Regions from separate parts of the Homo sapiens genome. Here all the other regions are linked to region 1. Evidence: read pairs that join two places in POLR2A ChIA-PET (ENCODE). Cell type or tissue: OCI-LY7. All regions are shown on one strand. Each heading gives the region's core, and the rest is flanking DNA. Links, peaks and the distances in the headings are about the cores only.

The links. Peaks named below come from ENCODE experiments on the same cell type or tissue, not always from the same donor. Only the 100,000 strongest peaks of a DNase experiment are listed, where the experiment ranks them.
Region 2: POLR2A ChIA-PET joins it to region 1 with 6 read pairs; 5 of 35 experiments call an interaction of 5 or more read pairs at or near these places.
Region 3: POLR2A ChIA-PET joins it to region 1 with 6 read pairs; 7 of 35 experiments call an interaction of 5 or more read pairs at or near these places.

What each region holds. Positions count from the first base shown.
Region 1 is chr12:24,993,612-25,004,238 of GRCh38, forward strand. LINC02909 (long intergenic non-protein coding RNA 2909) reads right to left here and starts at 3,854. Exons shown (of 4, transcript NR_171024.1): 1 at 3,621-3,854; 2 at 2,586-2,728; 3 at 2,196-2,456; 4 at 1-716. It also overlaps a transcript of IRAG2 not described here. RefSeq lists enhancers at 4,413-4,542, 4,793-4,902. In OCI-LY7, for the core only: a CTCF peak has its summit at 3,006; DNase peaks (open chromatin) are centred at 2,680, 2,960, 3,870, 4,690 and 1 weaker place; H3K4me3 peaks cover 4,524 bases; H3K27ac peaks cover 5,000 bases.
Region 2 is chr12:25,071,676-25,082,302 of GRCh38, forward strand. It overlaps IRAG2 (inositol 1,4,5-triphosphate receptor associated 2), which reads left to right. Exons shown (of 22, transcript NM_001366544.2): 7 at 7,569-7,615; 8 at 7,723-7,787; 9 at 7,981-8,088. Among named protein-coding and RNA genes, the nearest start is that of IRAG2, 24 kb to the left of the region's middle. In OCI-LY7, for the core only: no CTCF peak of the experiment used is centred there; no DNase peak of the experiment used is centred there.
Region 3 is chr12:25,083,950-25,094,576 of GRCh38, forward strand. IRAG2 (inositol 1,4,5-triphosphate receptor associated 2) reads left to right here. Exons shown (of 22, transcript NM_001366544.2): 11 at 4,151-4,208; 12 at 5,665-5,728; 13 at 5,814-5,841; 14 at 6,108-6,248. It also overlaps the pseudogene CENPUP2. Among named protein-coding and RNA genes, the nearest start is that of IRAG2, 37 kb to the left of the region's middle. RefSeq lists an enhancer at 9,060-9,229. In OCI-LY7, for the core only: no CTCF peak of the experiment used is centred there; no DNase peak of the experiment used is centred there.

The sequences.
Region 1 (10,627 bases), core at 2,248-7,247:
AGTGTATATCACTCACGGTCCTTTAGGAAATCGATAGTACCTTTTTTTAAAAAAAAAAAAAAGGAGGCTGCAAAGAGTTTCAATTCTTGAAAGTGTAGGCAGGGTTAAGGGAAACAGCATGGGGTGGTGGGCAACCTCAGGTGCTGGCATCTGGCTCTAGGAAGCCATTACCCTCCCTGGCAAGAGGCAATGGAGAAAACACTTACAGAACCAAGTGAACACTGTCACTTTGGGAGAGGCCACCTGACAGGGGCTGTGGAAAAGCGTGAGCCACTGTCAGACAGAGACCTGGCAGGGTGGGAGCCAGGAGAACAAATGCTGCAGACTCTTCCTCCTCCTGGCCCTCCATCTGCTGGGCCCTCCCACTGGCCACATTCAATGGGAAATCAGAGGGCAAAGGAGCCAGACTGATGCTGTCAATAGAGGCCTGTCTCCTGGGATGCTGAACAAAGATGGGTTGCTCTTGCTCTGCATCCACGGGATAGATCCGGAAGGGCAACGGATGATTTCATTCAGTGTAATATGCATCTTGGTAATATATTCAGGGCCTTGCTTCATTTCCACCTTTCTCCAAAAACATATTATCACTTTTCTTTCAAAGTAATTACTTCTGTAGTAATCCTTTTTGGAATGGAAGCCATAGATCATTCAAACTCCCAATCCTTTTCTTTCCGAGACAGCATCTTTATATGAAAATTGTCATAGCATGATGTAGGCTGATTTAAAAAAAGAAGAAAAAAAGGCTTTCTGAAGAGACTGCATTTGCACATTAAAGTCCAATTAAAAGGCTGGGCACAGGCACTTTGGGAGGCCGAGGCAGGCAGATCACTTGAGGAGTTAGAGACCAGCCTGGACAACATAGTGAAATTCTGTCTCTACTAAAAATACAAAAATTAGCTGGGCATGTTGGCGCACGCCTGTAGTCCCACTTACTTGGGAGGCTGAGGCATGAGAATTGCCTGAACCAGGGAGGCAGAGGTTGCAGTGAGCCAAGATCACACCACTGCACTCCAGCTTGAGCAACAGAGCCAGAATCTGTCTCAAATAATAATAATAATGATACTTCATTTAAAAAAGCAACTTAAAGGCAATGATACCTAGAATATAAGCACATTAAAGAGTATATTATGAGAAATAAATAGTGCATTTTACATAGAGTGGGTTTTGAAAAATAAAAGTTATGTTTGGCCATGCATGTACTGGAGAAGGAGTCCATTATCTGGTTTTCTTCTTTTCTTTCCTTTGTTTGTTTTTATTATTGTTGTTTTTGAGACAGGGTGTTGCTCTGTCACCCAGGCTGGAGTGCAGTGGTGCAATCTCTACTGGCTAACTGCAGCCTCGACTTCCCAGACTCAAGCTTGATCCTCCCACTTCAGCCTCCCAAGCAGCGGGACTACAGGTGCGTGCCACCATGCCTGGCTAATTTATTTTTTACTATTTTATTTTATTTATTTATTTATTTTTTATTTTTATTTTTTATTGATCATTCTTGGGTGTTTCTCGCAGAGGGGGATTTGGCAGGGTCACAGGACAATAGTGGAGGGAAGGTCAGCAGATTTACTATTTTATTTTATTTTATTTTATTTTATTTGAGACAGAGTTTCACTCTTTGCCCAGACTGGTGTGCAATGGCTTGGCTCACTGCAACCTCCACCTTCTGGATTCAAGTGATTCTCCTGCCTCAGCCTCCTGAGTAGCTGAGTTTATAGGCATGCGCCACCCTGCCTGGCTAATTTTGTATTTTTGGTAGAGATAGGGTTTCTCTATGTTGCCCAGGTTGGTCTCAAACTCATGGGATCAAACAATCCACCTGCCTGGGCCTCTCAAAGTCCTGGGATTACAGGCATGAGCCACTGCACCTGGCCCCTTTCTTCTAATAGTGCCTCTCAACCATACACCTCCCACCTCATTTGTATTTGGTTAGACAAAGTGACTCCCTCAGATCAACCAGGGATTAATCCTGGAGCTCCAACACATATTTAAAACTACTGGCTTGATAGTCTAACAACATTGTAGATTACCTAGAGAGAAGCAGATACGTTATTTAAACGGATTTCTTGACCTATTTACATGATAAGATTTAATTTCCTTGAAATGCCATTTTGAAAACTGGGATTGGCATCCCTTACAGGTTCTCTAATTAGTTGCTTTCAGATTACTTGGCAAGTAAAGGACTATGTTGTTATGAACCCCACCTGCAGTATATCCCGAACAGGAATCTCCATCTTGGGTTTCTTTTTGTAAAGTCTGCATTTGACCCCTTTACACTCTTTTCCGTGTTCATAAACGTGCTCAGGGTTGGAAAAGCTGTTTCAGTAGAGATGGCATATTTCTGGTGGCATTCGGGGGCAGGTACAGGAGTTGCAGGCATCCATCGTATGCTGTCCAGCGTCTGCACGTTCCCTTGTTTGCTCCCAGTGGGTAGAGAACCCGGCATTGTGGGTACCTTATTAGAACTGTCAGGAGGTAATATTACATAAATAATGAAATAACATGTTAATGCAATTCATTACAGGTTCGTTGGAATTTATTGTTCAGGTTATTCCTTTCACTGCTCTGAGAAACATCAGGTATACTAGACTCACCTGAAGCAGGATGTAAGCGTATAATTTGTCAGACGGGCAATATGGTCTAGTGGATCCAGAATTTGAATATTATTTCTGGCTCTGCTGCTGGCTTCCTTTATGACTAGGAGGGAAATGTCTCTGGGTGTTGCCAGTTTCGGTATCTGTGGATTGATAAGCAGATCGCAAGCATGGATGTTATAATAGGTTATTTCATGGGAAATTAAACAGCAAATCTAATGAGAGGAGCGGGTTACTTGGTCATTTCTTTCTAGGTGCTATTTGGTGCTTTAAGAGGACCTCTAGTATTGGATAAGTTAAAGGAGTTTCAGAAAGTGCATCATAACAACATTACTGAGAGCTCAGAATGTGCTACATGGTTCTGAGGGCCATCTGCGTATTAACCTCATTTAATCCCTGCAGCACACCCGGAGGTCATTGCATGATATTGATGCAATTTTACAGATGAAGAAACTGAAGCACATATGGTTAAATAATTTGTCCAAGATCACAAAGCTAGTAAGCAGCAGAACTGGGGTTTGAACTCAGGTTATTTAAACTCAGAGCCCCAGTTCTTATTCCCCAGTATTTGACTCCCCTTTGCTCTCACCTGGTGATAGAAATGATAATGACCAGGCTGAGCGCAATGGCTCACACCTGTAATCCCAGCACCTTGGGAGACTGAGGCAGGTAGATCGCTTGAGCTCAGGAGTTTGAGACCAGCCTGGGCAACACAACAAAACCCCATCTCTACAAAAGATACAAAAATTAGCTGGCTGTGGTGGCATGCCCCTGTCATTTCAGTTACTTGGCAGGCTGAGGTGGGGGAGTGGCTTGAGCCCAGTAGGCAGAGATTGAAGTGAGCTGAGATCGTGCCACTGCACTCAAGCTTGGGCAACAAAGCAACACTCCATTTCCAAAAAACAAAAGAAAAAGTATGAGATTTAACTTAAAAATAATTTTCCTTCATCTGATTAGAAAGTATAATCAGGATGAGCTTTAGTGTGTTGTTTTTTGTAGAGCCGGGCGGGGACCGGGGGTGGGGGGGGGTCTCACCATGTTGCCCAGGCTGGTCTTGAACTCCTGGGCTCAAGCGATCCTCCCACCTCAGCCTCCCAAAGTGCTGGGATTACAGGTGAAAGACACTGCACCTGGACTATCTTTCTGTTATTGCTGTGGTGGGGAGCACACCAAAATAGTGCCTGTCATCCTCATCCTTCCTAGGCATCTTTCCCAGCACTGCTGCTGTGATTAGTACCTTAACTCCAGCCTAGGCAGGTGCAGTGCATCAGCGGCTCTCTTCTCTAGCTTCTTTTACCTCAGCCCAAGCCACTCTGTAGAAATGGGCTCCACCCATGTCATCTGACCTGTAGGTCTCCACTCTTTCTTCCCAGTTCTCAGATGGTTCTTGGAGCACTGGCGAAGTCAAGCGAAAATAAGGTGGTGAGTTTTCCCCAACGAAATAATTAAATTTTGGCTGATGCTGGCCTTTAGTCATCGAAGGCCGAGAAAGTACCGCCCTAACCAGGGAAAAGCAATATCAGATGTAGGCTGTTCTGTTGTGTCTCAACCTCAAAATGCTTGTGGCAAAAGGGACAAACCTCCAATAAGTCTATATTAGAGGTTCAACAGAGTTCATTGAAAACTTGAAACAAATCTGAAAAGAAAAACACTCTACAAATAGGGAAAAAAGATGGGTAGCTGAGAGTGATAAAGTGAGATTCCCCAGATATGTTGCTGTCACCACAGGCAAATCTCAAATTGTTTTCAATGGAGCTTTTGGAAATTTAAATTAATCCTGCCATTTTCAGGCTTGGTCGTTTGGAATGTGTGTTAGTGAAACGCAGTGATGTAGTTTTATAGACTGTAAGAACCTTGGAGGCACCTGAATTCTTGAAGCTAGAGATTTATTGTAGGTCTTCTCTTGTTCTCTGAGAAGAAAACCAGACTTCATATAACAAGAAGTGAGACAGAAGAACAGTTTTCAGAAGCATGTGTCACTCTGCTATTTTAGGAATTGTTCCAATAAGAGATGTTTATAGTAAGCTTGGTGTGACCCAGCCAAGAAGCTTAATATAACAAGGTTAACTGAATTGTGGGAGGAAAGTTTCTAGCCTATACCAGCTTGCATTTATTAATAATCAGAAAGGTTGCGGATGACAGACTTGCTGAGCATTTACTAAATCTGGTACTTGTGGTTTGCAAATCATGTGATTAACAGCTGCTATCATCTATCCTAGAAACGGCAGGAAGAAGTGTTATTATTTTATCACATAAAATAGTAGTCACAAAGAGAATGAAAACAGTTTAATTTGGCAGATATAAAATTCACTGGTTAAGCAGAAAACCATGCTCTGCCCTCCCACTGAGCTCACTAAAGATGGGTTTCCTGGGAATGTCTCAGTGAACAGATGTTTCTTCTTAGGTTTTGATGAAGAGTTTAGTGGCATCTAATCATTAGTGAAGGGTTGTTTTGGCAAAAGGAATCTCTTGTCTATCTACACACATACTTAAATTTTTTTTTTTACGTATATTAAGGATTTTGCATTAATTACCAATAGGATCTCACATAGATGAATCATGAATGATTGACTGGCTTTCCTAATCAAGTTTTGAATGATTTTAAAAATCAGCCTGCCTGATCTAAGGTTTGGAAGTTCAATGCTCAATAAATAACTTTAGTAAAGGGAGGAAAACATTTTAAAGGAAAAAAACAGGAAAGATAATTACATTGTTAATCTGTTTGGAGTTAGAATTTGATTCAGAAAGATTTCTACAGAGCCTTTTGAATCACCCTGAAATCTGCCAGCTTTTTCCAGGATGCTGCTTTTGTACCTCTGTATACATCATATGCCATTCTTTGCAATAAAATGCAACTTTCTTAGTGATTGAATAATATAGATGTTGATAAACACAAATTATGTCATGTTGTTTACATATACATTCCTAAAGAATAAGAAATATTGTCTACATTGTACATACGTAGTAGATTAACTCATTGAAGTCAGAACAAATGTAGATTTCTATAAGTCCCAAAGAGTATGGATGTCTTAGAGGTTGATGTTGAAGTCTGCAGTTACACTGGTGGTGAAAATCAAATATATAACGAATAACTTTAGGTAAGAATCAAATCGGACTTGTTTTACAGATGTTGCCATGTGTTAGAGGATTTTACTTGTTGCTTTATAGTTTTGGATCGGGCAGATGGTTGAAAAGTGTTGATTCAAGAGCTTTGACTGTATGGAACAAGATAATTGAGGCAATAATAATAATGGGACTCAGAATCTATAAGCCAGAGCAATGAAGCATAGTTCAATCAATAGGAGGAATAAAAAAGATTAGCAACATAAGCAGTATCGATAATCTCTAACATCATTTTACATTACATTTAGCTCACATGAATCCAAGTGGAAATTCCTCTAACAGATTTATAGTTCCACTTCTTAATTTTCTGTTTATAACCCTAGAAATAGCAAACAATATGTATAACATTCTGTGCAGTGCATATAATAGCCACATAATAGATGCTCCTAAATTTTTCCTAGCCTCACTCCCAAGCTGGGATAATTTCCTATTATAGGTTCTCATGGCTCCTGACTATGTAATTATTTATTTGACATTTTTCAGGTTGTCAGATTTAGCTAAAAAAAAAAAAAATACAAGACAGCCAGTGAAATTTGAATTTCAAATAAACAACAAATAATTTTCCAGTATAACTATGTCCTGTGCAACATTTGGGGGCATACTTACACTAAAAAATTAGTCATTGTTTATCTGAGATTAAAATTTTATTGGGCTTCCTAAATTTAACCTAATAGCTCTAGTGGCTTACTTGTTCATAGCTGTATCTTCCACAGACTACGAGTTTCAGGATATTGTTTTCTTCATCATTGTATCCCCAGTATTTGCACAGGGCTTAGCACTTAGCAGAAATTCAATAAATATTGGTTGGCTGTCTAAAGGGATGGATATTAAAACTACTTTAATATATTAGATACATTGGCTCACACCAGTAATTCCAGCACTTTGGGAGGCTGTGTTGGGTGGATTACTTTAGCTCAGGAGTTTGTGACCAGCCTGGGCAACATGGGGAAACCCCATCTCTACCAAAAATACAAAAGATTAGCTGGGCATAGTGGCATGTGCCTGTGATCCTAGCTATTGAGGAAGCTGAGGTGGGAGGATCACCTGAGCCTGGGAGGTGGAGGTTCCAGTGAGCCGAGATTGTGCCACTGCACTCCAGCCTGGGTGACAGAGGGGGCACCATATCAAAAAAAAATGTATTTTAATTAAAAGTATACAAACTGAGCCAGGTGTGGTAATCCCAGCTACTTGGGAGGCTGAGGCAGGAGGATCACTTGAACCTAGGAGTTTGAGGCCGCAATGTGCTATGATCACACCTGTGAATAGCCACGGCTCTACAGCCTGGGTAACAGAGACCCAGTCTCTACAAAATTAAAAATAATTTTAAAAACCATGGAAAATGCAACTGAGGTTCATAGAACTTGAAAGCAAAAGAAGCAGTTCTTGCCATTGGGTTATCTACAAGTGTACCATCTTTATGTAGTAAATAATCAACTAAGATCGCTAAGAGGGAAATTCCTTTTAAAAGAGATAGACTCCAAGCAACTGATTCTCCTAGTACAATTCACTTTCAGTTCTTAATTTTCACTTAATGCCTTTTCAAAGGCAGTTACTGTACAAAGCAAGTTGGGCTTGTATTTTTAAGTATTCTGGCAGATTGCAGCTAATCCTTTCTACCAGGATCGAAAATTAAAAAAGACGTTAAGAGGTTTAGACAGAAGAGACAGGAGATATTTCCAAGCTGCATATGGAGAAGATGACACAAATTTTGAAATCTTTATCACCCCATCTTATTTATTAAACTCCCACCCATGTTCTGCTCTATATTAGAAAAAGCAAAACAAGTTAATCTTATGCAGCTTTGGTAGCTCATGAAGAGCCATTGTTTTCAGTGCACTCTTTATAAGGTTTAGCTTATCAACCACAAAGCAGGGCTCACTTAGGTAAGTCAGGAAAGTTTAGAAGACAGTAGAAGAAAGCCTGGGAAACATGGTGAAACCCTGTCTCTACTAAAAGTACAAAAAAAATTAAAAAAAAATGCTAAGTGTGATGGTGCACGCCTGTGGTCCCAGCTACTTGAGAGGCTTAGGTAGGAGGATTGCTTGAGCCTGGGGAGTTGGAGGTTGCAATGAGCCATGAGTGCACCACTGCACTCCAGCCTGGGTAACAGACCAAGACCCTGTCTCGAAAATAAATAAACAAATGAAAACAGATGGTTAAAGGAAAAAAAATGCCTTGGAAATGCAAGTAGAAACATGTGCCTTATGTGCTAGGAACATTAATCTAGGTCAGTTACAAATGCCTACAAAGTGAGACTGTTTGTTATGGCTTGAACAGCCTACCACATCATCATTCAGTGACAGGAGGGGACAGGATTTGGGAGCATGAGTTTCCAGTTCTGGGGTCTCTTTTAGCCTCATGTCCAACCTGTGCCTAAATTCTCTGGTTCTATAAGGGAGAAACGGTCAACTCACATTGAGAACAATGACAGATACTTAACTACTCTTTTGGTTTTTTTTTTTTTTTTTGAGACAGAGTCTCGCTCTGTCACCCAGGCTGGAGTACAGTGGCACGATCTCAGCTCACTGCAACCTCTGCCTCCTGGGTTCAAGCAATTCTCCTGCCTCAGCCTCCTGAGTAGCTGGGATTACAGGCATGTACCAACCATGCCCTGCTAATTTTTGTATTTTTAGTAGAGACGGGGTTTCATCATGTTGGTCAGGCTGGTCTCGAACTCCTGACCTCGTGATCCACCCGCCTCAGCCCCCAAAGTGCTGGGATTACAGGCCATCGTGCCCGGCCTTAACTACTGTTTTATAAGGCTCTTTGCTCGACATAGGGAAGTCAGATGTGTTCCTGCCAAGTCAGTCAACTGTAGATTTGGAATGCTTTGTGTTCAAGGGTGAAGCCTCTTCTGTCATTACTGCTACTGCACTTCTACCTTCCCCCTGGAGCAACTGAGCAGCTCTTATTTATTCAAGGTGGGAATTTCTCCAGAAAAGGTGATCCTGAAAAGTAGTTGGGAGCCAACAATCACAGCAGCTGGGGGATAAGTCCATAAGCCCACTAATTATATACTTTATATATAATTGTAGATTATCAGTTGTGCCAACAATAATGTATTGAGTATCTAGAAAAAATCACATCATAGTTTTGAGTACAAGAATTAAAAAGTATTTTTGAGGAGAAGGCATGCACACACATTGGAAACAATCCAAGAATAGAAGACAACATTGAATTAAATGACAAAATGTGTGTTACAATTATAAATCCTAGGAGAGATCAGAAAGAATGGAGTCCCATGATTAAAAACTGATTCTAGAATTTCAAGAGAGGAGTGTATTTTAGACTTCACGTTGAGAGATCATTCTTCTTCTTCTTCTTCTTTTCTTTTTTTTTTTGGACAGAGTCTTGCTCTGTCCCCCCGGCTAGAGTGCCGTAGCATGATCTCAGCTCACTGCAACCTCTGCCTCCAATGTTGAAGCGATTCTCCTGCCTCAGCCTCCCAAGTAGCTGGGATTACAGTCGCCTGCCACCATGCCCAGCTAATTTTTGTATTTTTAGTAGAGATAGGGTTTCACCATGTTGGCCAAGCTGGTCTGGAACTCCTGACCTCAGGTGATTCACTCACCTTAGCCTCCCAAAGTGTTGGGATTACAGGCGTGAGCCACCATGCCCAGCCAAGAGATCATTCTTGAATAGAGGGAAAGAAGGGTATTGTCAGGAAACAATGTAAAGGTTGAGAGATGGTCATTACCTTAAGTGGTAAAGGATTCTGTTGGTGGAAACTGCACTGGCTAGAACTGGTGGTCCTCATATTGAAGATCAAGTAAGATTCAGAGGATTTTGAGTATTTTCTTCTTCCCAGTAATTCTAGATACCCCTTCCAATTATAGTACATTTAAAATTTCTGTATTATTGTTCATTCTCTATTAGGGGATTAAAAAAAAGATTCATGGAAATTTCTGTTAATGTCCTAAAAAATCATAGTTTTTGAAATCAGTAATTCCATAACTATTCAACTATTTGTTGTAACTATTGAAACTATTTTAACCTTTTGCCTAGAGTATTTAAAAAATATCTGTCTAATCTAATCTAATCTAATCTGTCCATCCATCCCTCTGTTGCCCAGGCTGGAGTACCTGTGGTGACACCTTCATGGCTCACTGAAGCCCTCCCATACTCAAGTGACCCTCCCACCCCCACCTCCTGAGTAGCTGGAACTACAGGCACGCACCACCACACCCAGCCTAGATTATTTTAAATCTTACTAGTTTAGGTAAAATTTTGAATGTATTTCCAAATTTCTGAATTACTATAAGAAGTGAGATTATGCCTTTTTTTTTAAAGGTCATATATCTTGCTACGCAATAAAACTATGCTGGAGTCAGACATTCTTTGACTCAAATCTTAGAGATGGGACCATTAGCAAATTACTTGGCCTCTTTGATTCTTAGTTTCCTTATCTATAAAAGGAGGATATTTCCACACAGCTGATAGGGTTTATGTGAAATTTAGACATAATACACATAAAACACCTAATATGGGGCATATTTAGTTAAGTTCTGAATAGAGGGCAACCAGTACAATACCAATGGTAGGTATTCAAATGAGAGATGTTAGCATCATTGTCACCTGCCCTATTATAAATAAAAAGCAATGTGGTTATCTAGCCTCTGGAGCTGGACTGCCTGCGTTAGAATCTGAGCTGTGGCATTTATTGGGGTGTGTTGCTTATTCTCTTTCTGTCAGAGAATGGAGAAAGCAGTAACGTTTATCTCAAAGAGTTGTTTTAAGGATGAAATGAGTTGATGGGTGTGAAGAGCTTAGTACCATGCCTGGCACTTGATAAATACTTTATACATGTTAGCTGTTATTTTCCTGAAATTTGAGGGCCAAAGTTAAATGCATGGAAAATTTGCTTAGAGAAACTGAGCATCTTGTCATGATCCCGCCAAAGTTGATTTGGGAATAAATTG
Region 2 (10,627 bases), core at 5,333-10,332, 81 kb after region 1:
TGGGATTAAAATTCAGATTTGTCCAGCTTCAAAGGATACAGGCCTTTGTCATGGCTACTCTTAGTACACTGAATTTAGACATTTTAATCATAATTACTTAGCATTACCTTGAAAGTATTTTTTTTTTTTTTTGGCTAAGAAATGTACTGCCTTTTATATCTAAAAGGACCTCCATATTGACTCTTATTAGGATATGTGACTGCGTGGTTTTGTCTGTGCTTCACACCCATTAAGAAATAGGAGCTGGGCTGGGCGCAGTGGCACACGCCTGTAATCCCAGCACTTTGGGAGACCGAGGCAGGTGGATCACCTGAGGTCAGGAGTTTGAGACCAGCCTGGCCAATGTAGTGAAACCCAATTTCTACTAAAAAATACAAAAATTAGCCAGGCATGGTGGCAGGCGCCTGTAAAACCAGCTCCTTGGGAGGCTGAGGCAGGAGAATCACTTGAATCCGGAAGGAGGAGGTTGAGTGAGCCGAGATCGTGCCATTGTTCTCCAGCTTGGGCGACAAGAGCGAAACTCCATCTCAAAAGAAAAAAAAAGAAAGAAAAAGAAAAAAAAGAAATAGGTGCTAACAGACATCACAATCGAGCCTCCAGTCACATGCTCCTGTAAGTTCCCTGAAGATTTTCTTGTGTCTTCTGTAGTTTGCAACAGCCCAGGAATTAGTCTGTTGGCTGCACCTTCTGACTGATCCCACCAATTCTCAACCTTCCCATTCCAGGTTTCTGCTCCACTGGAGAATCTCAACAGCCTGGTAACTGTACTCTCTGCCTCTGACCCTTGTCCCTTGAGCAACTCCCCACCTACCATCATTTTATACTCACATTATCTCTTAAGAAAATAGAAAGCTCTCCTTAGAAAACGCTTTTCTAAGCATTGTCATTGGTAATAATTACAGGGAATTAGAGTAAAATATAAGATATAAATTATTTTAAAAACATAATATATGTTTATCATCCCAGTGGACACCCCAGACGATGGGTGTTTTCTTAACTCCTTGTCTCTAAATGATGGATTCTGTCAATCTCTACAGCCTTATAACAAACAACTTGACCTGGTATTGGAGTCCCTCTCTAAACTGGTTGCAGTCTACCTTTTTACCTTTATTTCCCCATTGTTGTGTATGGTTGTGCCTGTACGTCAGCCAAACCAGGTAGCCTATATTGTCAGAATATATCACGCAAACGTGTTTGTGCTGTTTTCTTTGCCCAGAACAATGTATGCTTTTCCATTTATCAAAATTCTATTAGACTGTCAAGCCCCATTTCAAAAACCAATAAAAACTTTTTTTGTGGTAGCATAAAATGTTGACATTCAAGCATCTCCAGTCCTTCTTGAGGTGGAAATCATAATGGATTAAGAGTGGGGAGATGAGGTTTTTCTGTGGGTTGGCCTCTGTGTGAGTCTGGGAAAGTCGTGTTTTCAGGCCTGTTTCCTCATTTCTCAATGATCCAACTCAGAAAAAAACTAAGCTCACTTCCTTCTTTAAGACCCTTGTAATTCTCTGTGCCCCACATTTCTTGTCATCTGTATGCTGGTTTGCATTGTAGTTATTTATTTTCTTATATTTATTTGTGTATTAGGTGATAAAATTGCTGGACAGTACCTTTATTTGGCCATTAACCAATGCGCATGTAGCACCCTGCATAGGATTATATACAGTAGCTGCCCAATAATATTTGTTGAATGCCTATTTATTTAGGTTGTACTCACTACAACGTCTGTTTAAAACACTGAGAGTGAGCACTCAATTAGCTTACTGCTTTCTGACTCATTTCTTGGGCTGGTGCTCCTAAGAACTTGAGATTTACTTTCTGTTCCTTCCCCATATTCACAGAGGAAGCTGTCTTCTAATATCTTTCCCAGAAGGCACAGTGCAATATAAAAGTGAACATCATTATTCATAAGCAGGTCTTTGGGAGAGCAAAGAACGCTAACAAGGTTAATGTCTCAAAAAGAACATCTCAAAGTAAAATAATTTGGAGCCCTGTTTGGGACATTCTTGAGGAAGAAAGAACTTCTTTATTCACCCAATAAATTAGTTTATTTGGGATATTCTGGTGTAGTTAGGAAAGAAGGAAACAAATTATTTCCAGTCCTTATCTTTTGGAGATTCATTCTGAAATATTTACGGATAAAAATGTTATGATGTCTGCCATTTGCTTCAAAACAAGGTTTAGAGGGTGAGAGTTTGAAACAAGATTGGCCATAGGTTGGTAATTGTTGAATCTGCATGACGGATATACCAGGATTCATTAGATTCTTTGTTTTGTCTACTTTTGTATTTATCTGAAATTTTTCCTAGTAATGCTCTAGAATCTTTAGCCACATAGCATAGGCTGTAGAATGAAGCACATCTAGATTGAAGACTGGCTTTATTACTTATTAGCTGTGTGAACTTGGACACATGACCTAACCTGTCTGAATTTGCTGTGTCCCCTGTGAAATAGACATTGATTTTCATAGTTCTTTTGAGGATTCAAATAAACACACACAAATACTTTACATATATACATATATTTCCACATATCTGTATCACTGAGTTCTGGCCTAACCTGTCCATGGAAACAAACCAACTAGGTCATATGTAGAGGCAAGACACTGCCTCTCAATGCCTTGTTTCCCCACTTGCTGATGACTAAGAAGGCCTTTCCTTTCATGGAGTCATTTCCCAACATTTCCAGTGAGTTCCAGAGGTGAATACCAAATATATCCCCATGTTCTTCAGGCCTCACCGACTAGTGGCTTCCATGCAGACTTTTAACCTCTCGAGAAATTGTGGGGCCAAGAAGTTGGTTTCACGACTCATGTCTCTGCAGTTCTTTTGGTTTGTTGTCCACACTGTCCTATGACAACAAAGTTGATTCTTCCTTCTATCTTACTTCAGTCTCAACTCTGACCCCACCAAGATACTCTGTAACATACGCAAAATACCTGAATCATAGTAAAACCTCAAAAAGAAAATTAGCTGGTCATATTTCCCAGAATCAGAATTATCAGCAGCATGAAGGCCAGAGTATATCTTGAAACAAGCCAATGATTTGGAGATGAATTTCTCTGTTTTTCTTTTGGCTGTTAAAAAAATTACATATACCAAATATTAAGTGTCTTGTCTCTCTTTGCGTTATCCTTCATGTTATTACATGCTTTTGTCTAAGATGTACTATCACTGGGAGGCGGTGATTTATTAAGGCCAAGAACAGGATCAATTTAAAAATATCTCAGAAGATTTTCTGGCTATTGTCTGTCCTGTTCTTCCAAGTTGTATGTGGGTGCAGCATTAATAACCTTGGAGAATAAATAACATTGCCAGTTGCAAAATTGGAACATGTAGAAGTTGACTGATAACTATATTATAAATGAACCTGAAAGTGGTGGGTGTAACCTGTAGATCTGAGGGTGTGGTATACCTTTAGTTAGAAAGAGAAAAAATAAATGCAAACCTATAAGCAAATTTAGCTTTGTTTAGGTTCCAGTAGTTCTAATCTTTTAAAATTCAACTTAGCATTGTTCCTCTTTTTGGAACATTTAAACAGACGCTGAGTCAAGTCAGAAGTAAGTCTAATAGACTCTTTGTTAAGTTATTTTTTTGTTCTCAGAAAATCACGTTTATTTAAGTATCAGTTATCTAAAATGGGTCAAATAGTAAACATTACATTGGAACCATAAATATTTATTAGTAGAAGGTTTCTGATCACAAAATCTGTAGTTTAGTATTTCATATAAAAGAGCAAAAATAAAATAATCCTGGGATATTAGGCCAATTAATCTTAAAAGTTATTTTTTATTGTTCATGTTGTTCAATCTAAATATTGAAATAATATTGCTGTGTGTGTGTATGCGTGTGTGTGTGTGTGTGTGTGTGTGTGTGTGTGTGTATGTGTGTCTCCTGTGTTTGCTGACCCAGCCCATGGGAGAATCTGTTTCATTTTTTCCATGAGTACTTTTGCTACCCCACCCTACATTAGACTCTTGCTGTCAAAAGCAAATGGGCTGGACCATGGATTTTTCATGTAAATGTTATGCAGGTTAATATTTGAATGGCTTGGACAGAAAGAGCATTCTCCCTGCTCTGTGCTATCGGCATGTGTTAGATTCATTGACTTGAGCCAATCTTCTACATGTAAGTGAATCTCTCATCTGAACTTTCTTTTTCTTATTCTTTATTTTCCTTGATTTTAAATTATATCTAGTAGATTATCTTTCTCATGATCTGTCCAGGTGTCACAGTTGGTGCGTGCTGGTTATGTTCTGCTGTGGGCCTGGTTTGCTGGTTTAAATAGAGGTGGCTTTAGAAGCTAGAAGAAAAGAGCCCAAATGTGGAAAGTTTTTGCCCCAACCCCTTGAGGGTTTCATCTCCAGCTTTCATGAACTGTTGTCCTAAATTTGAAACCAGATCAAAAAAAAAATCTTCTTTACTCTAGTTAGTCTCACAAGAAGAAAAAAAAATTGTCATTAGACCAAACTTGTGAAAACTTAGGATTGGGATATGTTGTATATTGGGTTGTTTTCTGATTACTGACTTTTACAAAGATGAGTGCTTTGAGAATAACATCCAGTTGCTTACCTTGCTACTGTTCCACAACAAGGTAGTATTAAATGGCTACTAAACATAGGCAATTTCTCCAAAATCACATAATTATTTGTTTAATCAATAAATATTTTGTATTTATTGAAAGACTTCTAACTACAATGTTTCATATCTAACGTATAGGGCAAAAGAAGGCCTTACACAGAGCATTAGGGCAAATGAGACTGATATGTAACATAATGGAGGCAAACTGTATTTTTACTGTATTTATTACTTTGGCTTTAAATACTAATTAGACCTTTTTTTGAAAAGGTTTGCAGAAATGATGTACTCTCTTTTCCCCAAACTGGAAACTGGCATAATGGAATAGAAAATAAGAACTGCATTCTCTTTCATATTTCTTAAATATGAATACCCATGATCTTGACAGGTACAAAATGAAGGCTTTTCTGACAAGTGTGTAGTGTTTTTTAGTTATAGTGCAATAATAAATGTTATTTCATGCTACAGATAGTAACAATGTGTTTATATGTGTTAGGATATTATACTTTATTATTATTAAGAAATCAATTCTTATTGATTTTTATGAAGGGTTACACTCAATAAAACTGAAGGATATTTAATTTTCTCCTTTTTTTATAGCTTCCTTTCTTTTGTTTTCTTTCTTTCTTTTCATTTTTTTTAAAGCAGGGTCTTGCCCTGTCACCCAGGCTGGGGTGCAGTGGTATGATCACAGCTCACTGCAACCTTAACCACCTGGGCTCAAGCAATCCTCCCATCTCACCCTCCCAAGTAGCTGCAATCGCAGGTGTACACCACTGTGCCCTGCTCATTTTTTAGTAGAGATGGGGTATTGTCATGTTGCTCATGTTGGTCTCAAACTCCTGGCCACAAACAGTCCTTCCACTGCAGCCTTCCAAAGTGTTGAGATTGCAGGCGTGTGCCACCGTGCCTTGTTCATTTCATATATATATGATATATATATGAAATATATATATGATATATATGAAATATATATGATATATATATGAAATATATATATGATATATATATGAAATATATATGAAATATATATGATATATATATGAAATATATATGATATATATGATATATATATGATATATATATGAAATATATATATGATATATATGATATATATGAAATATATATATGATATATATATGAAATATATATACACATAATAGTATAGTTAAATAAACATAAAAATTACTAATATAATTTATTTAAATATTTTAAAATAGGGCCATTATCACGTAACTACAATTTAAGGTACAGTTTCTCTTTAAAATTGAATTCAGATATCCCCACGCTGTTAATTCTGCCCTGTGCATATTACTTTCCTCTGTGGCATGCTGCTTATAAATTGTAGAGTAGGATTTGTATTATATATTTCTCTCCATGCTTGGCCTACGGGCTTCTTCAGGATAAGAACTGTGTGTTTATATATAATCTTTAGCCCTTGTCCCTGTTCCTAGCACAAAGTGGGCTTTGGATGAAAGTTTGTTGAATTAAATTAAACTGGTGTCATGAGGGGTTTCAGTCATGTATGAACTGACCCAAAGTCACTTAAGGCAGAAACAAAATGAAGTAAAAAAGAGAAAAAGTTGACCAACATCATTGATGCAGAAGTAGGTATAAATCCTCGCTTTGCAAGTTCGATTGTAGATTTTTCTAAACATTTGAGGTGAACATCTTACAAGTCTACATTAAAAATCATCAACCAGTCTAAGACAATAATTGGGAAGTCTTTTCCTCTCCAATAGCCTAGGTTAGGGTATGCCCAAGTTGGTTTTGTTTACAGTGGAGAAGACACTGTATTTAGTTCGATATGTGTTTGAAAGCTGACTCCACCATTCTGACTGGTCTTGGGAAATTACCTTATTAACTGGCCTTCATTTCATTACCTGTAATAAGTAAATCTTTTCTTGCTAAAATCTGCTAAGGTTGTTGGGAGAATTAAATGAGATGATATATTAAAGGGCTCTTGTAAATTTTAATGTACTAAACATATATAAGCTACTATCATTGTACTGGATAAATACAAATTCAGCAAACCCTTAGTAAACCTGTACTTTACTTGTCTGTGACTATGGGAGATACTTTCTGGGACTGATTCTAAATACTGTGTTTGATATACAATATTCCCCCATGGGAACCTATTGTTGGTTGTGACAGTTAGTAAGTTCTGATTATGGAATAACTAAATGCCTTCTTTTTACTTTGTGTAGGTTTTCCATATGTCTGAATGATTTCAGTTTTATTGAATTTTAATTTATTTTTCTAAACTAAATCAAATAATTAAAATAATATACTAGAAAAGCTTGTTATTAGAAATGAAACTATGTTCTCACTGTATTTTTTGAAAAAGAAAGTTGTACAACTTTAATGCCCTAAAGTTACCCCCAAAATAGGAATTCCTTGTAGAAATTAAGAGGTTCATAGAAACTTTCAAACACTTGCCCTGGCAGGCTGGGACTATAATTTTGTTAAGCTCTTTTTGAGAATCAAGTAATAGGTGCTAACTTAGATGTAATCCTTCAGATCTCTCAGATATGGATTAAGTTTGAAATGCATGATTTTTCTAGCTAGAAAACTAAGAGCAATTTTAAAATTACCAGGTCAGAAATTTTAGGTTGAGTGCTATTCCCACACATAGAAATGTTGTTTCATGCCCTTGTAGAATTTTCTGTTTAAAGAAAACTTGACTTAAGCGTATGAAATAAACCCTATCTGCCATTTGAGTTTAGAATTTGTTTTGCCCAAAATTTTTATCAGATTTTTTTAAATATCAGACTTGTAAATATACTTAATATTGGATTTTTGGGTAAGTGCAGCTTTGAGGAAGTGTGTATATCCATCTGCCCTATACCATCCCATTCCCATATCCTTTCCAAAAGAGCTGAGTAAATATGGGTTCATTTAGAATTGTATGAAAATGTTTGCTTAAAACAACCTCTTTGGAATGGAAAATGTCAAATTGTTGAACTTATGTCTCCTTTCTTTTTCCTTAAGGAGAATGGTGTTGAACGCGTGTGTCCTGAGAGCCTGCTGCAGTCCAGGTTTGCTTGTTTGTGTTGTGTGTGTGAATTTGTATGCATATTTAGTTGGTTTTAAGAGAATTATTTGGACCTGACATTCCAAAACATGTTTGCTATCTTTTTGGCAGGGAATATTCCTCACTACCATTACCCAGACACACTTCATCGACAGACGGTACTATAACTTCAAGTGGTAAGTGGATTTGGAAATAATATTAAAATAGACTGTTAGTATTACAGCTTTCAGCCTGATGTTCTGTGACCTGCTGGGGTGTGAGCAAATGAGAAGAACATAGGCAAATACTCCTTTTGCATAGTATAGTTAAATACACTATATATAATATTATGTGCATAGTATTCGCACCATTTGTTTCTCCTGTTGACAGATCCTGGATTAGAAATTCTGAATATGGCTTCTTGTGACCTTGACAGAAACTCGCTCTGTAAGAAAGAGGAGGATACAAGATCAGCTTCTCCCACGATAGAGGCCCAAGGTAAAATGTTGACAGGTGTAAGCATGATTTTAATTCTAAAACACGAAGCAAGTCTATAAGCTAGTGAAGTAACTATCCACACTAGCTCAATAATGTTATTTAATTTTTTTTGTAAAATAATTCTTATAAAACAATTTTGAAGATATAGTCTGCAGAAAAGAAATCCAAGTGGTAACTAACCATGGCCTTTCACACATAAGGATGGTATCAATTTTTTTCGATTTTGTAGCCAGAACAAAAATTATGATATATTGTAATGGGACAAATATTTCCTATGGCAAAGATTGACTGGAATTTACTGGGTTTCAACTGTAGCACAGAAGTGACATCATCTGCTTAGGAAATTCTTGGAATCCTAGTTCGAATTTATCAGGTTAGAACGATGGAGCAATTAGCAATGGTCCACCCAGAGGCAACAGAACTAACCAGTTGGTTTGTTAGGTCCTTTTCTGCTACTTGACTCTGAAAACAATGTAGTTATTCTCGACCATTCCCAGTGAGACACCACTTTAGTTGACATTCATGGGAGGAATAGGCTCTAATTCCCATAAAAAAAAATCAATCAAGGAAAATTCATTCTTTTTCTTTTATCTTTTTTTTTTTTTTGAGACGGAGTCTCGTTGTGTCGCCCAGGCTGCAGTGCAGTGGCATGATCTCAGCTCACTACAAGCTCCGCCTCCCGGGTTCACACCATTCTCCTGCCTCAGCCTCCCGAGTAGCTGGGACTACAGGTGCCCGCCACCACGCCCATCTAATTTTTTTGTATTTTTAGTAGAGACGGAGTTTCACCGTGTTAGCCAGGATGGTCTCGATCTCCTGACCTCGTGATCCACCCTCCTTGGCCTCCCAAAATGTTGGGATTACAGGTGTGAGCCACCGCGCCTGGCCAAGGAAAATACATTCTATCGTTTTAACTCGACGTTTAAGTTTGAGATAGAGGTGCTAAAATAGAATAGCCACAAAATTGCAGAAATGGAATCCATTTCATGGGTTAATTACAGAATGTCTTTATACTCCACCTTATGTCTAATAAGTAAATCTTTTAATTAAAAATACACCAAGGTTCCATTTGTTACCTATCATATAGACAAAGAGGCACAAATTTGATTACACTCTGTTGGTAAAGTTGTAAGAACAAAAGAAAAGTGCTGTAGGGAATCTAACTTTTTGTAAATATAGTAGTCCCCTTTTATTCACTGGGGCTACATTCCAAGACCGCCAGTGGATTCCCAAAACTGATAGTGCCAAATCCTATACACACTATGTTTTTGGCTATATAGACATACCTACGATAAGTTTAATTTATTAATTAGATATTTACAGCAATAACTAGTAATAAAATAGAACAATTTTGACAACATATTGTAATAAAACTTATGTGAATGTGGTCTCTCTCTCTCTCAAAATATATTATTGTGGCTGGGCGTGGTGGCTCACGCCTGTAATCCCAGCACTTTGGGAGGCTGAGGCAGGCAGATCACGAGGTCAGAAGATCGAGGGACCATCCTGACTAACACGGTGGAACCCCGTCTCTACTAAAAATACAAAAAATTAGCCAGGCGTGGTGGCGGGCACCTGTAGTCCCAGCTACTCGGGAGGCTGAGGCAGGAGAATGGCGTGAACCCGGGAGGCGGAGCTTGCAGTGAGCTGAGATTGCACCACTGCACTCCAGCCTGGGCAACAGAGCAAGACTCCGTCTCAAATATATACAATTGTATGTAATATTTTCAGACCATGGTTGACAGCAGGTAACTGAAACCATGGAAAGTGAAACCTTGGATAAGGGAGGGCTACTATAATGTGGAGAGAAATGTTCTAATATCTATCAAAATGTTGAATGTATATATCCTCTGATACAACTATTCATTTTCTAGGAATTTATCCTATAGATAATATGCACACACATCCCAAATAACATATGCAAATGCTTATATATTGCAGCATTGTCTGTAATAACAAAATATTAGATTTTGGCATATCCATGTAATAGAATACTAATATGCAGGCATAAAACATAAATAAGGAGACTTTTTTCTTACAATAACATAAAAGGACTACTGTTTCTTGGGGGAAAAAAGTACAGAATGTTAAGTATAGTGTACACAATTTTGTGAAAAAAAGGACAGAAAAAGTTGGTTTTTGGTGCACATGGGGACGGTCTTACTCTGTTGCCCAGGCTGGAGTGCAGTGTTACAATCATAGCTCACTGCAGCCTCAAACTCCTGGGCTCACATGATCCTCCTGTCCCAGGTTCCTCAGTAGTTGGGACTACGGGTGCAAGCCACCACATTTGACTAATTAAAAAAAAATTGTGAAGATGGGGTCTCACTATGTTTCCTAGGCTGGTCTCAAAGAAAAAGTTTTTATGTATGCATGAAATATCCCTGGAAAGCTAGACAAAATTTAATAACATTGTGTCTAGGGAGATAAACTGGATTTCTGGAAGTCATGGATGGGAGGAAAAATTTTCACTGTAAAACATTTTTACGCTTTTTGATTTATGAACCATATGAATCTACTACTTGTCCTAAAATTTTTT
Region 3 (10,627 bases), core at 412-5,411, 89 kb after region 1:
TTGAGATGGCAGGCCAGAAAACATGTCACGGAGGAAGTACCATGTTAATGGCATTGAAAGTTTTACAGTTGCATGGTAAAGCTCTATAAACATAAGGAGAGCTGGAAATGATTAGAGAAAAGAGTTAAATTCCTTCCTTAAAGAGAAAATTCATTAGGCCCAGAGTGGTGGCTCATGCCTGTAATCCCAGCACTTTGAGAGATCGAGGTGGAAGGATTGCTTGAGCCTAAGAGTTTAAGGCCAGCCTGGATAACATAGGGAGACCCTGTTTCTACAAAATATAAAAACAAATCTGCCGGGTATGGTGGTGCTTGACTGTTGTCTCAGTTATATAGGAGGGCAAGGCAGACAGATCACTTGAGCCCAGGAGTTTGAGGCTGCAGTGAGCAATGAGCATGCCACTGCACTCCAACCTGAGCAACAGAGCAAGACCCTGTCTCAAAAAGAAAAAAAAGAGAGAGAGAGAGAAGACTCATTTCCACTTCTATGAATTAATAATCATTAAAGAGTAACTACAGGTCTAATTTCATGATTCTTCAAGGGTCTTGCTTATGTCTTGCTTATGTCTTGCTATGTTGTATGCATGGAGGGGTGTGTGTGTGTGTGTGTGTGTGTGTGTATTATTGTTTTTTTCTTCTCAATATACAAGCATTGTTCTAGTTAAGCATTTGGTTGCAAGAAACAGAGACCCATGCAAGCTAACTCAAGTTAAGAGGAGGCCATGGCACAGACTTGGGGCAAAAAAGTAGATGAAAATTTTTCAGCATTTCATTCTAAAGATAGTGAAATGATTGGATTTGTGATTTGGAACAATGACATGATGTCATTCGTTTCCTTTGTTATCCAGAGGCGATTGATTCCAAGAACCCCACAGATACCAAAATCAGAGAATGCTCAAGTCTCTTATATAAAAATTGCATAGTATTTGCATATAACCTAATGAAACGGGAGAGTTCCCTGATTCCCCTTGCAGGACATGCAGCAGTGGTGTGTCTCACCTGCTTAGTCACCCCATAGTTCAAGCCCCTAGGGGGAACATGCAGACCAGCAGCTGCAGAGGCCAGGGCAAGCGCTTTTGGGCTCTGCCCCCTGGCAGCATCTAGGGGTCAGTGTCTGTGATTCCCAAAGTCCAAGTGAGTGTGTGTTACAAAGCTCTTTCAGATTTGCCATCTGCAGACAGCTTGTGTGTTAATTAGCTCAATGGACCCTCAGCCTTATCACAAGGGCAGAGGGCCAGTGTGACAGCTTTCTGTATCCTGAGCTGTCGCTCAGTGTCCCAAAAGAATCAGATCACACGTGAGCTGGAAGGATGAGTGCAAGGTTTTACTGAGTGGTGGAGGTGGCTCTCAGTAAGATGGATGCGGAGCCAGAAGGGGGGATGGAGTGGGAAGGTGGTATGGAATGGGAAGGGGGTATTCCCCTGGAGTCAGGCTGCCCAGAGGCCATACTCTTCTCCAACTGCCCCAGGCTAAACTCCCCTTGGCATCCAGACATCCCCCCTCTTCTCTCTTTCTCTGCCATGTCATTCCACTATTGTCAGTCTGCCAGTCTGCTGGTCTGCCAGTGTTGTGTGCTCACTTCAGCTGCTTGTGTTGTGTGCCCACTAAGGTCTCGGGTTTATGTTGGCACAGGATGAGGGGCATGGTAGGCCAGAGTGGTCTTGGAAAATACAACATTCAGACACAAAAACAGGAGTGCCTGTTCTCACTTAGGTCTGCAGGCACAGGCCTGAGGGTGGAGCCCTCACTGGGGACCCCGCCTTTCTCTATCCAGCACTTCCCTGCCCACCTCCCATATCACTAACACATCCTCTTATATACTTTAAATCATCTCTAGACTGCTTATGATACCTAATACAGTATAAATGCTATGTAAATAGTTATAATGACAAGAAAGGAAATCTGCGTGTGTTCAGTACAGATACAACCATTGTAGGCCTAACTACATTTTTTTTAGTTAAATCCATAGATGCAAACCCACAAATACAGAGGGCCAGCTGTATAGGTAGGATATAGTGTTGGCTAGCACATATGCTGAAAATGGTTGCTCCTAGTAAAAAATGAACAGAAGAAAACTCAAGTCCTTTACTCTTTCATAGTAGAATCTTCTGAGAGAATAAAATTCCTTCTCATCTCAAAAAAAATATAGACATAAAGACACTTTTTAAAATAATGGATCAATTTGCCATTGGAAGTTGTGGGACTGGTTAGGATACTATGGCAATAATTCAGATGAGATGAAGGTAGTATGAATTTAGTGAAGGTGGAGAAAAGGAGATAAATTTGAGAAATATTTAGGGGTAGAATTCACAGAGGATGATGACATGTCACGGGTATGGGAAACGGTAGATACCCAGGCTTATGGCTTAACCTACCGAATGAATAGAATAACATGACAGTAGGGAAGGAGGAAGGAGAGTAGAATTTGTGGGGTAAAATAAGATCAGTTTGAGACAAGTCAAATTTCAGGCTGATCTGAGACATTGATAGTCGGTAAGGAGATTTTATATACGGCTGCATACCCATATTCATAAACTCACCTGTGCGGTTTTTGAAAGCTGACATATATTTGTGAATTATCAGCAAAAATCCAAGTGTGTGGATGAGATTTCCCAAGGACTGTGGCAGGAAGGAAGGGAGCATTGAGGATAATGGAATCCTGGCTAACAATATCTACTAGAGAAGGCAGAGGAGACTGAGAACGGGCTGTGACGCGGGGCTGGGGCATCAGAACAGGGAAATCAAGGGGAAAAAATCTTCAAGAGGAAAGGATGTATAGATAATTTTAGATGCTATAGTAAGGTCAAGTAAGATAAAGACTGAAAATTATCCACTGGATTTGGCAATAGGGAGTTGATAGCTGGTGAGAACACTTTTCTTGGAGTGCTGTGTAAAGGGGTAGAGTAGTTAATTGATCACGAATGGGAGAGGAAGAGCTAGAAACAGCAGCCACACACAACTCCTTATGTGACCTTAAAACATATCTATATGCGGTAAAAGCCTAACATAACACTGTCTTAGCAGCCATCTTTGTCACAATTTCTCCAAAAACCTATCTAGAAAACTCCATGTGATAGCCCTATATCACCCACACCTTACCTTTTCATCTATCCAGTCCTACCTCTTCATCAAACTTCAGCATGTTTCTTGTCTGCAGAAATTCCATGCTACTCAAGTCATGGTGTCATGGTGCCACTCTCCTTCCTTTTTTTTTTTTTTTTTTTTTTTTTTTTTGTTGAGACAGAGCCTTGCACTGCTGCCTAGCTTGGAGTGCAGTGGCATGATCTCGGTTCACTGCAACCTCTGCCTCCCCAGTTCAAGTGATTCTCCTGCCTCAGCCTTCAGAGTAGCTTGGATTATAGGCCTGCACCACCACCCCTGGCTAATTTTTGTATTTTTAGTAGAGACGGGGTTTTGCCATGTTGGCCAGGCTGGTCTTGAACTCCTGACCTCAGGTGATCCACCCACCTCAGCCTCCCAAAGTGTTGAGATTACAGGCGTGAGCCACAGCGCCCTGCCATTTCCTTCCTATTAAGAGCACTTGTTTATCTATCTCATTTATTTGGCAATTAATCCTAGTTTGCATTGTTGTAATTCACATCATGTTTGCATCTTTTCATGTATTTACGCCCTTTTTGCTTCAACTAGATTGGAAGCGCCCTTGCAGCCAATTTTATTTCCTTCTTAACAGCATTAAAAACTGTAGAGCAGGGGTCCCCAGTCGCTGCTGAGCCAGGGATCAGAACCCATTCGAGGCTGTTAGGAATTGCGCCGCACAGCAGGAGGTGAGCGGCAGGCCAGGGAACATGACCACCTGACCTCTGCCTCCTGTCAAATCAGTGGTGGCATTAGATTCCCACGAACCCTATTGTGAACTGTGCAAGCGAGCCATCTAGATTGCATGTTCCTTAGGAGAATAACGCCTGATGATCTGAGGTGGAACAGGTTCCTTCAGAAACTGTTTCCCCCTCACCTCACCCCCGTGGAAAAACTGTCTTCCAGGAAACTGGTCCCTGGTACCAAAAAGGTTGGGGACTGCTGTTATAGAGTGTTTTTGTCAGAGTAGGCTTAGGAGAGGACAGGAAGTAGGAAAATGACTGGTTATGAAGTATTTCCACTCTATGTACAGTGGTAAAATCTTATGATTTTAGGAAGCCAAAGAGGAACCAGAAACAATAGAAGAACATAAAAAAGAACATGCTTCAGGAGGTAAGGAATGTTTCTTTCAATCCCCATGTGAACTTTTGTTCTCTGCTGATATTTTTGTGGGTGAAATCTGTCTGAATAAAGCTATGTCACTTACAAATTCTGCATCTCTGGATAAGGTCAGTCAATAGGACCGATTATTGATTCCATTTGTGTCATTTTCAAAAAGCCACATTTGCATTGTGTTGACTGTGCGATCCCAGAAAACCTGTAATAACTGGTGCTCTATTGTGAACTAAGAACCAAGCGAATGTTGGTAGCAAATGCTATGCTCTACTGTTAGTTCTTTTTTAGTATCCCATCTAAAAGTAAAGCCCCTATTTACAGAATAAGTGCTAATATGCTTTTCCCCTTAGCCTACCTCCATTGGGATGGAATAGTGGATAGAGTTCAGGCTTTGGAGTCATAGAGACTCTACATGGGATCAATCTCTGACTAGCTATTGATCTTGGAAAGTTACTTAACCTTAAGTCTCAATTTTCTCATTTGCAAGAGGAAAATGAAAAGAAGAAAAGTACACTTAATTGAGAATATATTCTATGCTGAGAACTAGGCTAATTTCATGTGCATAGTTTTATTTAGTCCTCCAAATACTATGTGAGGTGGTAAATTGTGATTCAGTTGCCTAGCCTATAAAATGTGGACAATAAAAGTATCTACAACAGAAGGTTTGCTGTGAGGATTGAATAAATTAATATGTATGAAGCACTTAGAAAAGTGGCACCAAAGTTCTCATAAAAGTTAGTTACTATTATAAAAAAATCAATCTTATCTTAGATGATAAGATATCTTTATCTTATCAATCTTATCTTAGATGGCTTAATGACTTTGTGACTTGTTCAAGCTCACATAACTGTAAGATTCAAACAAAGCTCAGACTTAAACCAAGTTTGTTTGACTTTAAATCCAATGCTCTTAATAACTAATACATAGTCCTTGGTAAAGTTGTCATAAAATCATATGTGTAAAATGCTTTGCTCTGTGATTGGCAATATAATAAAGCCATGGTTGATGCCATGTTTATTGTCACTGTTATTGTTACCAGTATTATTATTACTACTATTATTATTACTACTACTGTTCCTGCTACTGCTAATAAAGCCTTGATCCAAAGAAGAACCAGGATACCAGTAGGAGGTTTAGGCTTTTAGCCATGGGATCAAGTATAGCAAACATGCAAATGCAAAGAGAACAAATTGGGCTGTTGCTTGATTCTGAGACATCTTTAAGTATGAAAGACTATTCACATGCTGAGGTATAAACAAATGATTGTAATGGCATTGTGATCCCAATAGCTTAGCATAACATTATAATTTAAGTGCATACATTATTAGCTGGCGATCATCTCAGACATATTTAAATGAAATACTTTTGTTTAGTGGAGATATAACATTAGATCAAATGTGCTTTTACAGGTCAAGCCTTTTTAACCAAATAATATTTTATTATATTTTAATAGACTCTGTGGTTTCCCCTCTTCCTGTAACCACTGTGAAATCGGTTAACCTTAGACAAAGTGAGAAGTAAGTGCTTCTTCATGTAGCATGTTAACATGTTTTATTTTTCTGTTGGATTATGTTTAAATATGTTTTTTGTCTTATCCTACAGCACTTCTGCTAATGAGAAGGAGGTGGAGGTGAGTTTAAAGCAAATTTTTTTTCCTTTTAAAAAAGTGTTCCAGACTCACCTGCTACAGTCACTTCATGTTTTGGCACAAGCTCTCATATGCTCGGTGTCTGTTTGGCTTGGCTGTGACTCAGTGCAGGTGAACCCTGTGCATGTCAGCATTATGTTGCTGGGGGGAGAAAGAAATGCCTCAGTATAAAACAGTATTAAACTGAAACATCTGACCACATCCGGTTTTCTCTCCTCTTCCTCACCCTCACATTATTTTGACAACAGGCAGAATTTCTCAGATTATCTTTGGGATTTAAGTGTGACTGGTTTACCTTGGAGAAGAGAGTGAAGCTTGAAGAGAGGTCCCGTGACTTGGCAGAAGAAAATTTGAAGAAAGAAATCACTAACTGTTTAAAACTATTAGAGGTGAGAATCAGAACATTTGGGATATAAACATTTGGTCTAGCCAGGCACAGTGGCTCACACCTATAATCCCTGCACTTTGGGAGGCCAAGGCAGGAGGATCATGGGAGACCAAGGCAGGAGGATCACTTGAGGCCCGGAGTTCAAGATCATCCTGGGCAACATAGTGGGACCCCATCTCTACCAAAAAAAAAAAAAAAATCAGCCAGGTGTGATGATGTGTGCCTGTAGTCCCAGCTACTTGGGAGGCTGAGGCAGGAGGATCATTTGAGCCCAGGAGTTGGAGATTGCAGGGAGCTATAATCACACCATTGCATACCAGCTTGGGTGACAGAGTGAGACCCTGTCTCAAAAACAAAACAAAAAACACCCACAGAAAACATTTGGTCATATTTTCAATAACACTTTCATAATTACATATGAAATTACTTGTATGACCCAAACCAGTACCAGGTGCCAAGCTCTGCCTGACCCAAATGTGAATCATAGAAAGTAAGAATGCAGGATCAGGCTGAAATAAAAGTTTCACTAATAGGAGAGTATCAGCTATAAAATGAAAAATGTCTTTTTAAAGTAGGTTGCATGAGTCATCTGCCTTTTCTCTGGATTTTCAAATTTCAGGCAGAAAAGGAATCATACAGAAAACTGAGCAATAGGAAATATCAATTTTAAGCTTCAAAGAAGAGAATCGAGTCTATTTCCATTTATGATTAACTGAGGAAAGAGAATGGTAACTGATTCAGTCTTGCAGATGATGGGCAAGCCTGCTGTAGGGTACTGAGAGAAGAATGGGGGTGCAGAGGAGTGTAACAACTACTATTATCCTTCCATATGGTGAAGTTACCATACATTTAGAGATGAGCTGGAAAATTAGTAGGCTTAGTTTTGGATGAAGGACATTAAAATTGAGAAACCATGGAAAAGAATCACGTTATTTTTTACCGTGATAAAATATGTAACATAAAATTTATCATCTTGAACATCTTCAAGTGCACAGTTCAATGTAAGTTTATTTACATTGTTGCAAAACAGATCTTGAAACTCTGTACCTGTTAATTTCCCTTTTCCTCCTTACCCCATCCCCTGGTAACCATTATCCTACTGACTCTATGAATTTGACAACTTTAGGGACTTTGCATAAGTGGATTCATACAGTACTTGTCTTTTGTAACTGGCTTATTTCACTTAGCATAATGTCTTCAAGGCTTATCCATATTATAGCATGTGAGCGGATTGCCTTCTTTTTAAGGCTCAATAAAATTCTCTTGTAGCTATCAATTTTTGCTTATCTATTCATACATCGATGGGCATTTGGGTTGCATCCACTTCTTGGCTATTGTGAATAGTGCTGTTAGAAACGTAGGTGTATAAATATCTCTTGGAGACCCTTGGAGACCTTGCTTACAGTTCTTTTGATTATATCTAGACTCAGGAGTGGGCTTGCTAGGTCATATAGTAATTATATTTTTAATTTTTTAGAAACCACTGTACTGTTTTTCATAGCAGCTATATCATTTTAGATTGTTACCAACGGTGCACAAAGGTTCCAATTTCTCCAAATCTTCACCAACACTTGTTATTTTCTGTTTGATTTTATGATAGCCACCCTAATGGATGTGAGGTGGTATCTTATTGTGGTTTGGTTTGTATTTCTCTAATGGATAATGATATTGTGCATCTTTTCATGTGCTTGCTGGCCATTTGTACATCATCTTTGGAAAAATGTCTATTAAAGTCCCTTTCTATTTTCTTTGCAGAAAAAAATTTTATTTATAAAAGTACAGTTTCAGGGCTGGGCACAGTGGCTCACTCCTGTAATCCCAACACTTTGGAAGGCTGAGGCAGGCAGATACCTGAGGTCAGGAGTTTGAGACCAGCTGGCCAACATGGCGAAACACCATCTCTACTACAAATACAAAAATTAGCCAGGTGTGGTAGCGGGCGTCTGTAGTCCCAGCTACTTGGGAGGCTGAGGCAGGCAGATCACCTAAAGTCAGGAGTTTGAGACCAGCCTGGCCAACATGGTGAAACACCATCTCTACTAAAAATACAAAAATTAGCCAGGTGTGGTGGTGGGCGCCTGTAGTCCCAGCTACTTGGGAGGCTGAGGCAGGAGAATCGCTTGAACCCGGGAGGCAGAGGTTGCAGTCAGCCAAGATCACACCACTGCACTCCAGCCTGGGCAACAAGAGTGAAACTCCATCTCAAAAAAAAAAAAAAATTAACTGGGCATAGTGGGACACACCTGTAATCTCAGCTACTTGGGAGGCTGAGGCAGGAGAATCGCTTGAACTCAGGAGGTGGAGGGAGCAGTGAGGCGAAATCATGCCATTGCACTCCAGCCTGGGTGACAGAGCAAGACTCTATCTCAAAAAAAAAAAAAAAAAAAAAAAGGACAGTTTCAGAAGGTAACATAGTAGCATAAGAGTAATCTTTCTATAGGCATATTTTAGTAGACTAGTCTCTCATTCCTGGTGGAGGAGCTTCTCTCATTGATGGCTGATATTTTACAGAAGATTTTCAGCTCCCAAAAGTGTTCCTACTTTAAATAACACCTGGAAGGCTGGATGAATCTTATGTTTCCTTTACGTTTGGTTCTTTCTCCTGAACATCTGAATACTTCCGATGGAGTTGTTTTGAATTAGATAAGAAATAGCTGCATTCCTAAGGGAAGACTGTTCTCTCCTTAAGTTCATAATATTTTGTTTGTAGTTGTTTCAGTTGGTGGCTCTAACCAAAGCAGCTCATCCTGGACTTCAGTCAAACGCTGTCATTTCTTTTTGATATCTGAAATTACCTTAGCATTCTTCTTTTTCAGATTTTTCAATATCTGGACTTTTTAAGCATTTTGTTGAGTTCTTCTTTACTAGTACAATAAAATTTATTGATGTGTTTCTTACAAATTTTAGATTCTATTCAATGTTTATACTGGACGAGGTTTTTCTCAAATGCAGGCAAAACAATATTCAATTCCATGATGTCGTTGGTTTTCCTTCCTTCCAGACACCAAATATGCACAATGTTGGAAATATCTGAGTCTATTGCTTCACTTCTTGATTTCTTCCTTTTGCCATAAGATATATTCCCTTTTTTCTGGGTTTTGCTTGACTTTCTGTTGTCAGTGTGTCTTTTTCAACAGATGGCTGGGCATTAATGGGTCCTATGGTTTTGGAAGTGACTGAGTCGGCTGGTTTCTCTGAAAGGGCTGAAGATGCTGTAGTTGGAATAGCCTCGTGTTGTTGGGTCTTTATTTTCTCCACTGACTTAACTTTTCTTCTCACATCACTTTCTTCAGTGCTTTCAGACTCATCGCTGAGTTTGAGTTTTCTTCCTGGCTTTTTGCACTCATTTTTGCAGATTCGTTTTCACTTCCTTCATTTTCAGAAGTGCTCGAGCTTCTTTTTGCTTCTTTTCCTGCAGGAGTTGAAGTGGTAGATAATCCACAATATTTGGAGAATTCTTCATTGGCATACATAGATGAGCTGTGTAAAGGAGGATCAAAGGTTTCATAAGGTTCTTCATCTTTCTCATTTTCACCAAGCCTGCCAATTCTTGAGACGGCAGAATTATTAGGAAAATCAAACACATTGGTAGGCTTGCACTTTTGACCAGCTTTATCTTTCACAGGATGTATTCTTCATAAAATGTTCTTTGAATATCATGGACCTGCATGCCCGGGAGGCTGCACTCAATGTGGCAGGGCCATCAGGCCACTCTCTTTCCATTTTTTAATTGAGTTATTTGGATTTTTAATTGTTGAGTTGCAGGAGTTCTTTATATAGTGTGGATATTAACCCCTTATCAGTCGTATGGTTTGAAAAGATTTTCTCCCATTCTATAGGTTGCCTTTTCTGTTGACTGGGTCCTTTGATGTATAAAGACTTTTAAGTCTGATGTAGTTCCATTTGTCTATTTTCACTTTTGTTGTCTGTGCTCTCGGTGTTATATCCAAGAAACCATTGCCAAAACCCATGTCCTGAAGCTTTTCCCTTATGTTTTCTTCTAGGAGTTTTCTAGTTTGGGGTCTTACTTTTAGGTATTTAATCCATTTTGAGTTAATTTTCATATATGATGTAAGGTAAGGGTCCAATTTCATTCTTTTGCATGTGGATATCGAGTTTTCTCAGCAATATTTTGTTGAAGAGACCATCCTTTCCTCATTGTGGATTCTTGGCACCCTGGTTGAAGATCATTTCATATACATTTATTTCTGGGCTTTTAATTCTATTCCATTGGTCTATATGTCTGTTTTTATGTCAGTACCACACTGTTTTAATTATTGTAGCATTGTAATATGTTTTAAAATTAGGAAGTATGAGTCCTCCTACTTTTTCAAAAGTGTTTTGGCTATTAGGGTCCCTTTAGATTCCATATGAATTTTG